2 separate regions of the Homo sapiens genome follow, and region 1 is linked to region 2. A link is a contact called in ENCODE Hi-C data. All regions are on one chromosome and are shown on one strand. The core of a region is the stretch at or near the end of the contact, and the rest is flanking DNA. Distances in the headings are between cores, read along the strand shown. Region 1 holds the start of FBXO10 (F-box protein 10). Region 2 overlaps PAX5 (paired box 5).

Evidence for each region. Hi-C counts contacts between places; a loop is a spot of excess contacts on that map. Pooled maps may share reads with other maps.
Region 1: a loop to region 2 is called in a map with no recorded cell type, with 3 times the contacts of the local background. The contact joins the promoter of FBXO10 here to the enhancer-like site in region 2. A Hi-C loop is called at or near these places in 6 of 37 single-sample maps with no recorded cell type and 4 of 50 pooled maps.

What each region holds. Positions count from the first base shown.
Region 1 is chr9:37,573,229-37,577,933 of GRCh38, forward strand. FBXO10 (F-box protein 10) reads right to left here and starts at 3,152. Exons shown (of 11, transcript NM_012166.3): 1 at 2,983-3,152. RefSeq lists a silencer at 2,806-3,185.
Region 2 is chr9:36,991,007-36,996,322 of GRCh38, forward strand. The region is part of intron 5 of PAX5 (paired box 5); the gene reads right to left. Among named protein-coding and RNA genes, the nearest start is that of PAX5, 41 kb to the right of the region's middle. RefSeq lists enhancers at 2,645-2,694, 4,005-4,164, 4,195-4,254, 4,305-4,374, 5,085-5,244 and 1 more. Within about 2 kb of position 3,010, at least 4 of the 41 ENCODE cell types and tissues checked have a DNase peak (open chromatin) inside an H3K27ac peak, as active enhancers do.

The sequences.
Region 1 (4,705 bases), core at 1,902-4,401, 580 kb after region 2:
CTCTTGGGTGGTCTAGATGACCATGACCAAGGTTGCTAGCAGGAAGGGCCCCAAATGCCCTAAAAGAGAACTCTCCAGGACACCAGGGGAACCCAGCCTGGTGAAAAGCTCAACAAAAGCCCAGAGTGAGGTGCTTTGGGGAGAATGGCTGAGCACGCAAGCATAAATGAAACAAGCTCTAACCTTGGAAAACCAAGCATGGAATCATGCTGGCAGAGATTTGGTCCAATAAGGGCATTGAGCAGCAGTGATCACACATCCGTGGACTGTGTAGGACAGCTCTTCAACAGTTATGCCATATAGCTGTGTCAGGAATGACAATGTGTGTGGACTGCTCAGACAATGCAGTTCTCTCTCCTCTGGAGAGTGACAGTAAGACTGACCCCATTGGAATGTATAAGCCCCCAGAGAGGCTGGAGAAGGAGACACTGGAATTCTCACTAATAAGGACATTAGAGAGGACTTGGGAGTCTACTTAGAAAAAAATAAGGAAAGACAAGAGTGAATGTAAACCCAACTTGTGAAATGAGACACACATGTTAAACATCTAAACTGAAATAGACAAAATCTTAATCAAATGTCTCTTTGTGTACATTCCTTTATGTATACAGTATCAAACATTTTAGACGAGTGGGAAACTAATAATCACTAAACTAAAAGAGGGTAATGAGAGAAATTAGCAGACATTTCAAACAAAACCCATGACAGGTAACTCAAGAATAGGTTCATTCATTAAGGCAAACTGAAAGAACAAAACACTTGTTCCATCTATTTCCTGACTGAAGCAGGTACAAGGAATTTGTTTACTTCACATCTTCCTGTGAAAAGCAAGTGATGTCTTCTTGGTTGCCCAGGACACCATCCCTCCCATCTCTGAGAGCTCTTGCTGACTCCCTATCTACATCATCAGAGCCCCCACTAATCTGCCCTCAGTTTTATCCCTGCCAAAGAATCTGAGGTCCCTAAGGCCAGAGTCTACGTATGTTTTTATCTATTTCTACTCACTCCCACTCCTCTTGGCACTGCCACCAATGCACGTTTATTGAAGGAAAAAAGGAGGGAGGGAAGGAAGGGATAGTGTAACTGCACTGCAACTGAAAGAAACCAGAGAACGGAAACTCATGGTGACCTGGTGACTGCTTGAGCATTTATTGCTTAACAGCTACTTGTGCGATCATAAAAATACAATTCCCCTGATAACCACGGCAACCAAAATGATGGCACTATGGTGAAGGCGGCTCTTCTCAGAAATCTAAAAACAATAATAGGCTTGAAACCAGAAAGACAAAGAAATCCAAGTGCTCCAGGGCAGAAGGAAATCCTTTCTTAAAAGCCCTGATAAAGCAGCTTTTTCTCCAGTCTCTCAAATCTCACCAGGCTCCAGCAAGGGCTCTGGAACTGGTGTGAGGGATCAGGAAACAATTCAGGCCTCTCTGTGTGCTCCTATCCCTGGAGGCCAGCTGTTATGAGGTAAGCTCACTGGGAGCTGCAGCTTATTGTTATTTTAAAATGTACTGAGAACGGGCAGGGAGATGGATATATATATAAAACATTATATAACCTCAAACTAACATAGCTAGCTCTGGAAAAAGCCCCTTGAGGACAGGGACCATGTGTGTCTTGTTCACAGCTCTATGTCCAGATCCTAGTAGGTGTACAAGACAGAGTAGGGGTTCCATATAGCTGCTGAATAAATGCGGAATGAGATTAGAACTGAGGGAAAGCACAGTGCCTGGTAAAAGGTCCATCCTCTCCACTACCCACTGCCAGCACTCTGTTGGGTCCTGAGCAAAATCAAAGTCCTGTCGTCCTTCTGGGTCCAGTCTCTCCATTTGCAAAGGAGACAGCTGGATTAGATGGTTTCCCAGGCATCCTCCAGCTCTGACAGTCAATCACCGTACTGTGTTTTTTTTTTCGGTGGCTACACATGCCTGGCACTTTTCTCTCCCCTCAGAGGGAATCTGATACCAATCTGCTCAAGTAAATTGATGTTCCCATCCAGCCTGACTCATATGGTAGGAACAACAGGTTCATATGCCAATTGTAAAAGAGAAGGCAAAGGGGGCCCAGAATGAGAAAAAGAAAAGGTCTTACAAACCAAAACGGCAGTTTTCAGGACTAAAAATATAGAAACAAATGTGATTATTCTGCTGAAAAAGCCCTTCACGTGGGGCAATCTCTAGCTTACTAATAATGCTTATATTAACAGCATTATCTACTGAGGCTTTTGTGCCAGACACTGTGTGCTAAACCCTTTACAATTAATCCTCCCAGCAACCCATGAGCTTATTACCTCCTTTTCACAGATGAGGAATCAATCTGGCTGAAGGTCACAAAGCCAGTAAGTGGCAGAACTGTGATCTGAACCAGAGCTAACTGACTCCAGAGTTCTGGCTCCTCAAATGACTTTCCCCTCTGTTCTTCACTGTAGTCCTAAGAGCGAGGCAGGACAGGGGTTATCACTTTTTGTTTAAAGATGAAAAAACCGTCTGAGAGGCTTGAGATTTGCATAAAATACACAGTGGGTGCCCAGCCCCATATTTGCCCCTTGAGATTTGCATAAAATACACAGTGGGTGCCCAGCCCCATATTTGCCCCTGCGTTCCTAGGTGAAGGCTCTTCCCATCCCAAGAGTCAGCTTCTTCTTCTTCGACTTTACTTACACACTCGAAAAATCTCAGGGCTGGAGGCACCGCGGAGATACATGCTCCGCGTCCGGTAGTTTTACGGGAGGGTAAACCAAGGCATAGCTCTCCGTCGGCGCGCCTGAGCCTCCGGATGCCGGGGGACCGCGGAGCCGCGGGCGGCCTGAGGGTACGCCTCATGGTCCTGCCAGACCCCTGATGCCCGAAGCCCGACCAGACGCTCAGCCTCGGCCAGGACTGAGCGGCGCCTCCTGGGTCGGTCGCCTGGGGAAGCGCCCCGGGTCCCCTCCCCCGGCCGCCCAAGTTCGCCCGCAGCCTCTGCGCACCGGCCGCTTACCTCACAGGGCGCTCGCCCACCGCGGAGTCCGGGCCGCGGCCGCCGGTGCCCTGGAAGCCACCCGCCGCCCCCGCTGGAGCCGCAGCAGCCGGTAGGATTGCGGCGTGCGGCCAGCCCCGCCCGGGGGCGGACAGCTGCCTGGGGATCGTGCGGAGCCGCCGCCGTCATGTGACGCGCAAGGCGGCGAAGGATGCCGGGAGCAGCTGGCTGGCCGGGGCTGGGCTTCCCGACCACCGCGCATAAAAGCTGTATCTGCAGGAGGGGCACCGGGAGGCGGGAGGAAGGCAGACGAGGAGGGGGCGCGTGGGGCTTCGGGTACTGCAAAGGCGAGCTTGCGGAAGGACGATTCAGGCTCGTGTTGCGTGGCCCCAGAAGGGGCAGAAATAGAACCAGTGGGTGGAAACTGCAGGGAGGCATGCTAAGGCCAATACAGTGTAAATAAGATTCCTGCGAGCACCAGTTATCTAACAGTATAAGGAGCAGTTTCCTGGGGTGCTAGGCACCCTGTAGATGAGCATGTAGGGTCTGGGTTCATTCACTGAACAAACTGACCATTGGCTACCTGCCAGACAATGTACTAGGAGTACATATTAAATTAGTTGTATGTATGGCGCTTAGCATAATGCCTGCCACAAAGTAAATGCTGTATGTTTGTTGCTGCTGGTGCCGTTACTATTATGGGCACAAAAGTGAACAAAGCAGATATGGTTCCTCTTCTCCTGAAGTTAATTCTGTAGTGGAGAAGGTAGACGGTAATCAAGTGTCATTTAAACCAATATGTGTTTAAAATTGTAGAAAATGCACGGAAGGAGCTGTAATTTAAAAATAGGGGCCAGGTGTTCATGCCTGTAATCCCAGCGCTTTTGCAGGCCGAGGCTGGAGGAAAGATCACTTGAGCTCAGGAGTTCGAGGTTAACAGTGAGCCATGATTGTGCCACTGCACTCCAGCCTGGGTGACAGGGCGAGACTCTTGTTTCAAAAATAAAACTAAATAAATTAGGGACCAAGGAAGGGTAGTCAAGGAAGACCTCTCAGAGTAAGATAAAGAGTTAGCCAAATGGAAGAGGGGCAGGGTAAGCCCTGTGAAAACTCTTGGACCAGGTGGGTTGGGTTGGAGGAGAAAAGATCGCTCTTTGTGGAAATGGAAAACGTCTAGCTTGTCTGAAGCTTTTTAACGGGAAGAACAATATAAGTGAGGTCAGAAAGGTAGGTAGGGGCCAGATCACGCAGCACTTAATAGGCCATGATAAGGATTTTAAAATTGTACGTAACAGGAAGCCATCGAAGGGGTGGAGGATTTGATACCTTTTAAAGCAGTATGTCAGCTACTATGTGAAGACAGGAGTTAAGGGTGGAAGCAGAGATTGGTAGCTTAACCTATTAACTGGGCCCGTGGAGGTGCTATTTATTGAAATGGGAACTATTGTAAGGGGAATATATTTGGAAGCGGGGGGAGATCAAGAACTCCCATTTGAACTTGTTAAATTTGACACTGCCAGTTAGAATGACTATTAACAAAAAGACAAAAAAATAACAAATGCTGGTGAGGACATGGAGAAAAGGGAACTCTCATACACTGAATTATACAGCCAGTATAGAAAAATGCATGGAGGTTTCTCAAAAAAGTAAAACTAGAACTGCCATATGATCCAGCAGTCCCACTGCTGGATATTTATCCAGGAATGGAAATCAGTATGTCAAAGGTATGCCTGGATCCCCATGT
Region 2 (5,316 bases), core at 1,760-4,259:
GCTGAGCTGGGAGGATGGCTTGAGCCCAGGAGGCAGAGGTTGCAGTGAGCTGAGATCACACCTCTGCACTCCAGCCTGGGCGGTAGAGCCAGACCTTGTCTCAAAAAAAAAAAAAAAAAAAATTCCAGCAAAAATTATAAAATCACAACACTCTCCTTTTCCTAAAGCACCAAAAAGATTTCAAAAGCATTTTTCCATCTTCTATTTTATGTAAGTCTAAGAGAAAGATGTGACTATAATCTCCACAGATGTGAGAAGTGACCTACCCAAGGTCACATGGCTGACAGAAAGATCTAGAATCTAACTCCAGCTCTAGTGCTCTCTGGTACACCACAGAGTGTCAGAGCCCAAAAGAACCTCAAAAATCGTCTGCTCCAATTTCCACATTTTAATATGCGGAAAACAAGGCCCAGAGAGAAGTGACTTGGCCAAGGTCACACAGCAAGTAAAGGCTTAGAGTAGAACCAAGGACTCTACTCCCAGAAAGGTTTATATCAAGGCATTTGGACCATGGAGGTGAGAAAGGACCAGATTAATCCCCACTAGCAATGGTCCAGCCTCCCCCTCCCTGACTGAATGCTGCTGAAGAAGTGAGACTTCAGCTAATGGTCAGCCCACCTGGGCACTGCCACCTCCGACCCAGTTACAAGCATACCAAGCTCATGAATGGCCGGTACACACTGCCCTGCTACCCTACCCCTCTTGTTCCTAACCCTGGACAGCAACTAAGCTGTCCTGGGTCGATGGTGCCACCTGGTGGCTGGTGCTGGGAAGTGTCTGACTCCCTCATCACTTTCGTCCTCCACTGTTCAGTCCCTCAAGAGGCTATGCCTTTCTTTCTGCCTATTTCCTCTCATAGATCAGTTAATTTTGCTACAAGCAATGTGTTTCTCACACATACCTTCTCTCACACCTTTTATCCTTCTTCCTCTCTCAATTTTTCTCAAATTACCTTAAGACATTCTCTTGTTCTCCCTCTCCCACAGTTTATTCTAACACAGGGATAAAATGCCCCAAGGAAGGACTAACACAAATGTTAATTTGTACTAATAAAAATGAAAACTAGAAATTTCAAAGTAAAATTAAACACATGCGGGCACACACACACCTCGCCCCCACCCCCCAACCCTCCCACACACACACATGAGTCAACCAGAAACATTCCAGAAACACCCAGAAGCCCCTGTGGAATCAGAACAAAAATCTCCCCTTTGTCAACTGTCTTTTAGACCTGCTTTTCCTCAAATGCCAGGAGTCAAGATAAATACCAAACCCACTTCTTTATTTTATTTTGTTTCATTCCCAATCAATAGCATTGCTAGGTTTTCTTCCCATCAAAAATATGCCCCAGATGGGGTCTCCAGGTGGCTGCAGGCTAGTACAGAGCTAAGCTGGATGGGGAGAATAGGCAGGGTTCTGAAACACTCACTCCCCAGGCTCTCGGGTGGCACGAGCTGGCTGCTGCTGGCACAGAAGAAAGCCTGCTGGAGGGAAATCAGACCTCAAGCCCTACCAACAATCTGCTGGGAAGGGGAGAAGGCTCGGTAGCTATGTCTTTCCGTGGGAGCTCAACCTGGGATAGAAGCAAGAAGCACTACATACATATCCCAATCGGCTAGTGGAGGATTTCCAAAACCCAGTGTGTCTTGTCACTCCCTCCTCAGCTCAAAGACCTGCCATGGCTCCCACTGTCTTAAGGAGCTAAGAACAGGAGAAATGACTGATGACACCTTTCTTTTAACTGAAACCACTTAATTGCTCACCTTATCTATATGAGTGATAAGTAGGCAAGTTCAGACTTTGCAGCAGCCTGAAGCAGAAATTTTCAAAGTGTAGTCCAGGGAGCCCTGCCAGGGTTGGAAGAAGGGGTCCCCAAGATACTTTCAGGTGATCTGTGAGGACAAAATTATTTTCATTGTTTTTTTATTTTACTTTAAGTTCTGGGATACACGTGCAGAATGTGCAGGTTTGTTACACAGGTATACATGTGCCATAGTGGTTTGCTGCACCTGTTATTTTCATATTAATGCTAATGTGTGATTTGTCTTCTTCACTCTCATTCTCTCACGAGTCTACAGTGGAGGTTTTCAGAAGCTGTAAGATGTGTTCCATCACAACGGAGTGAATACAGCAGCAGCTATGAGAGTCCAGCTGTTTTCTATTAAGCCAGACACTAAAGGGATCTGCAGAACTGTAAGCCAATGCCATTCATACTAAATTTTGGGTTTGGAAGATTCGGTTCTTTCTTATTTCAAAAATATTATTTATGTTACTTGTTTGTTACTGTTATTTTTAATAAATAAATATTTTAAACTTTCATCCATTTTAATTAACCCTCATAAACTAAAGCTCCTTGAAGTCCTTGATAATTTTTAAGAGTTTAAAGGGACCCAGGACCAAACATTTGAGAACTGCTGCCCTACAATAATGCCAAGAGGACTTGAGATGGAACCAGGAGAAACTCAAAATTTTGGTGCCAGAAAAAAACCTCAGCAATTCATTGATCTCCTGTTTTAGATGGAAAAACTGAGGCCCAGACAGAGAAAGGGACAGGAAGAAGGGACACAGCAGGGGCAGGGGTTTGAAGCCTTGTAAATTCTCTGACCCACAGGCTATGCAGCCAGGGATTAAACCATATTCCCAAGCCAGAGAGAAAGGACTGTGGGATTCTCTTCCCCATGGGGCAGCAGGGCATGCAGGGTGGAGAAAGCCAAGGCCATTTCACCTCAAGTTCCAGACCGCCTTGGCAGGGGACTGCCCACAGCAGATGAGACTATATCCCCCTCCATCGGCCCCACCACTCTTTTACTGGTTGGCCCCCAAACTGATTCCCTGAACTGAGATCCCCACATGGCAGCACCCTGCCCTCTCCCATACCCCCAGGGCTCTCCCGAACACCAGTACACCACCCCATGGGAAAAGGAACTGGGGGTAAGAGGAGGGGGAGGGGCTGGGGCAAACCAGGTGCACAAACAGAGAGGGTGGGGGTTCAGCGGCGTTGGCTCTCACGGGGGCTCTCGCTCACTGAATCAAAGTGAAACTTGGGGACCCAGGAGCGAGGAGGAACCGAAACCTGAGCCCCCACCCGTGGGACAGGCCCTGGGCACTAGGGAAAGGCCCCAGGAGCCCCTCCAATTGGCCACCTGGCCTCAGATGCCCTGCGTTACCACAGAGGCCTCCAGCAGTTGTCTATCTGGGTCTCAGCTGAGGTGCCCACAGCTACAAGATCAGGACAGAGATCACAGGGGAGAGTGGCCCGCCAGGCAGGGAGATGGAAACCAGGTCCTCACCATCTCTGCCACTAACTGCCCCCTGCATACCCTTGGGCCAAGCCTGCGCCCTCTGTGCCTGGACTACCCTACCTGCAGGGTATAGAGCACATGACCTGCCAAGGAGTGTGGCTGCTTGGCCACTGCCCTAAGTTCTTGCCTCCGCTACCCTACCCACCTCTGGCCTGTAAGCCTGACTACCCACTTCCCTGACCACACACATACACGCACGCACACTCGGCCCCACCGGCCAGTTCCAGGATCTGCCTCCCATTAGCTTCAGCTGCCACAGGCAGAGACTGAGCCAAACTGGTTTCTTTAGAGTTCATGCTAAGACTCCAGAAGCTCAAAGACCTTCAGGCCAAGGAAAACAGAGCACAAGTGCCGAGAGCAACTTGAGCGGGGAGCGCATGAGAACTCGGGCCCAGCAGCCCCAGATGACTGTTGCCTTGTGGGTTGCCAGGCTGCCAGCTGCCCCAGGGTTGCCAGATCTGATTTTTCTTCCCCAAAGAAGCCAGGCATCCATCCATACATGAAATTTCCTGATTTTGCAATGTTGGTAACTAATTCAAAATCATCATCAATACAGGGCAAGCCAAGGAAAGCATGGCTACCAGGCTGCCAATTCCCCCCTGGGTTCTACGTGATGCCCCCACCACGACCACACCCCAGCAGAACCTTGGTCCTGACTCCTTCCTAGACAAAAAGAGAACTCAGGTAACAACCCACCTCTCTACATGAGGGGACATGTAGACACCTCTCTACATCCAGGGGACAGCACACAGAGGGCCAGGGAGGGGACCTGCCCTTGGAAAGCCCCAGCAGAGGCCAAGACAAAATGGTGGTAACCTCCTTCCTGCCCCCAAAGCCACACTGGGAAAAGGAGATGGAGAGGCTGCCTGTTCACCCATACTCCACACTGGACCCTAAAGAATCCTTGGGTCTCAGCCAGTTGTGAAGGACCAATGACCCAACACTGGAAATCCCCACAGGGGAGTGGGCTGGTTCCAGAAAGCCAGGCCAGGTCCAGGCTCAAGGACAGCATTCCAGGTGGCAGGCCCTGAGTGGGCAATGGCCTGGAGACGGGAAGCTGAGCCAACACACAGGGACTGGAGGCACAGGAGGAATGAGCAGGAGGAAAGGGAGGCCCGCGAGAGAAGGGCAGGGCTTCTCTCAAGAACTGAGGTCAGTGCGGGGGGACGTGTGGGCAGCACCCCATGGGGAGATAAGACTGATGGGGCTGGCTGTCAACAGTGGGGATGGCGGACGGCCCTGTGAGAATGGAGGAAAGGAGGGAGAGGAAAACTGAATTTATCACATCGAAAGGCAAGGGATGCCAAGGATTTTCCACAGAGCCATCCTCTCTCTCTAGGTTTTGGGGGTTTTGCTGTGTGATCTGGGCAGACCGCCTCTCTTCTCTGAGCCTGTTTTCCCATGCGAATGACGGAGCGGGGCGTCTCAGGTGCTCTCCAAGGCCCTTCCAGCTCCCATGGGGGAGTCTCGAGGTCCAGGCTGGTGGCCCCAACAACCCCTCAGACGCCCAGCCCTCCCAGGCCCAGGGTGCTACCCTCTGCCCCCACCCTGGAGGCCTCCACCCCCCTGTGCTCCCTGTGCCTCTCTTCAGGGAAAACTGGGGCCTGACCCTTTTCTTCTGCCATGAAGCAGGCTGGGAGACTCAGCTTCCTAAAGGCAAAGGAGGAGGAAAGTGAGTGGCCCTTCATTCTGCAGCCGACACCTGGGGGCACTGTTGTTCAGCCTGGATGCCCCGGGCTCCCGGCTGCAGGCAATCGGCTTCTTCAGTACTATGGAATCGCTCCGTGGCTCCACAGCTCCAAACAGGAAGGTGGTGGTGGGCGAACCAGCCAGTTCCAGCTGCCAACAGGACCGTGGCTAAAGCCTGCTGCCCTCTGCCATGACGGGCCTCACGTCCTCAAACATAGGCCTCTCCGTGGCCATCTACTCAGCATTGACTACAGCCAGGCCCTGGGGCCACGCCCTTGGCAGCTGTCACTTCACTTCATTTTATTCTCACTGTAACCCACAAGGC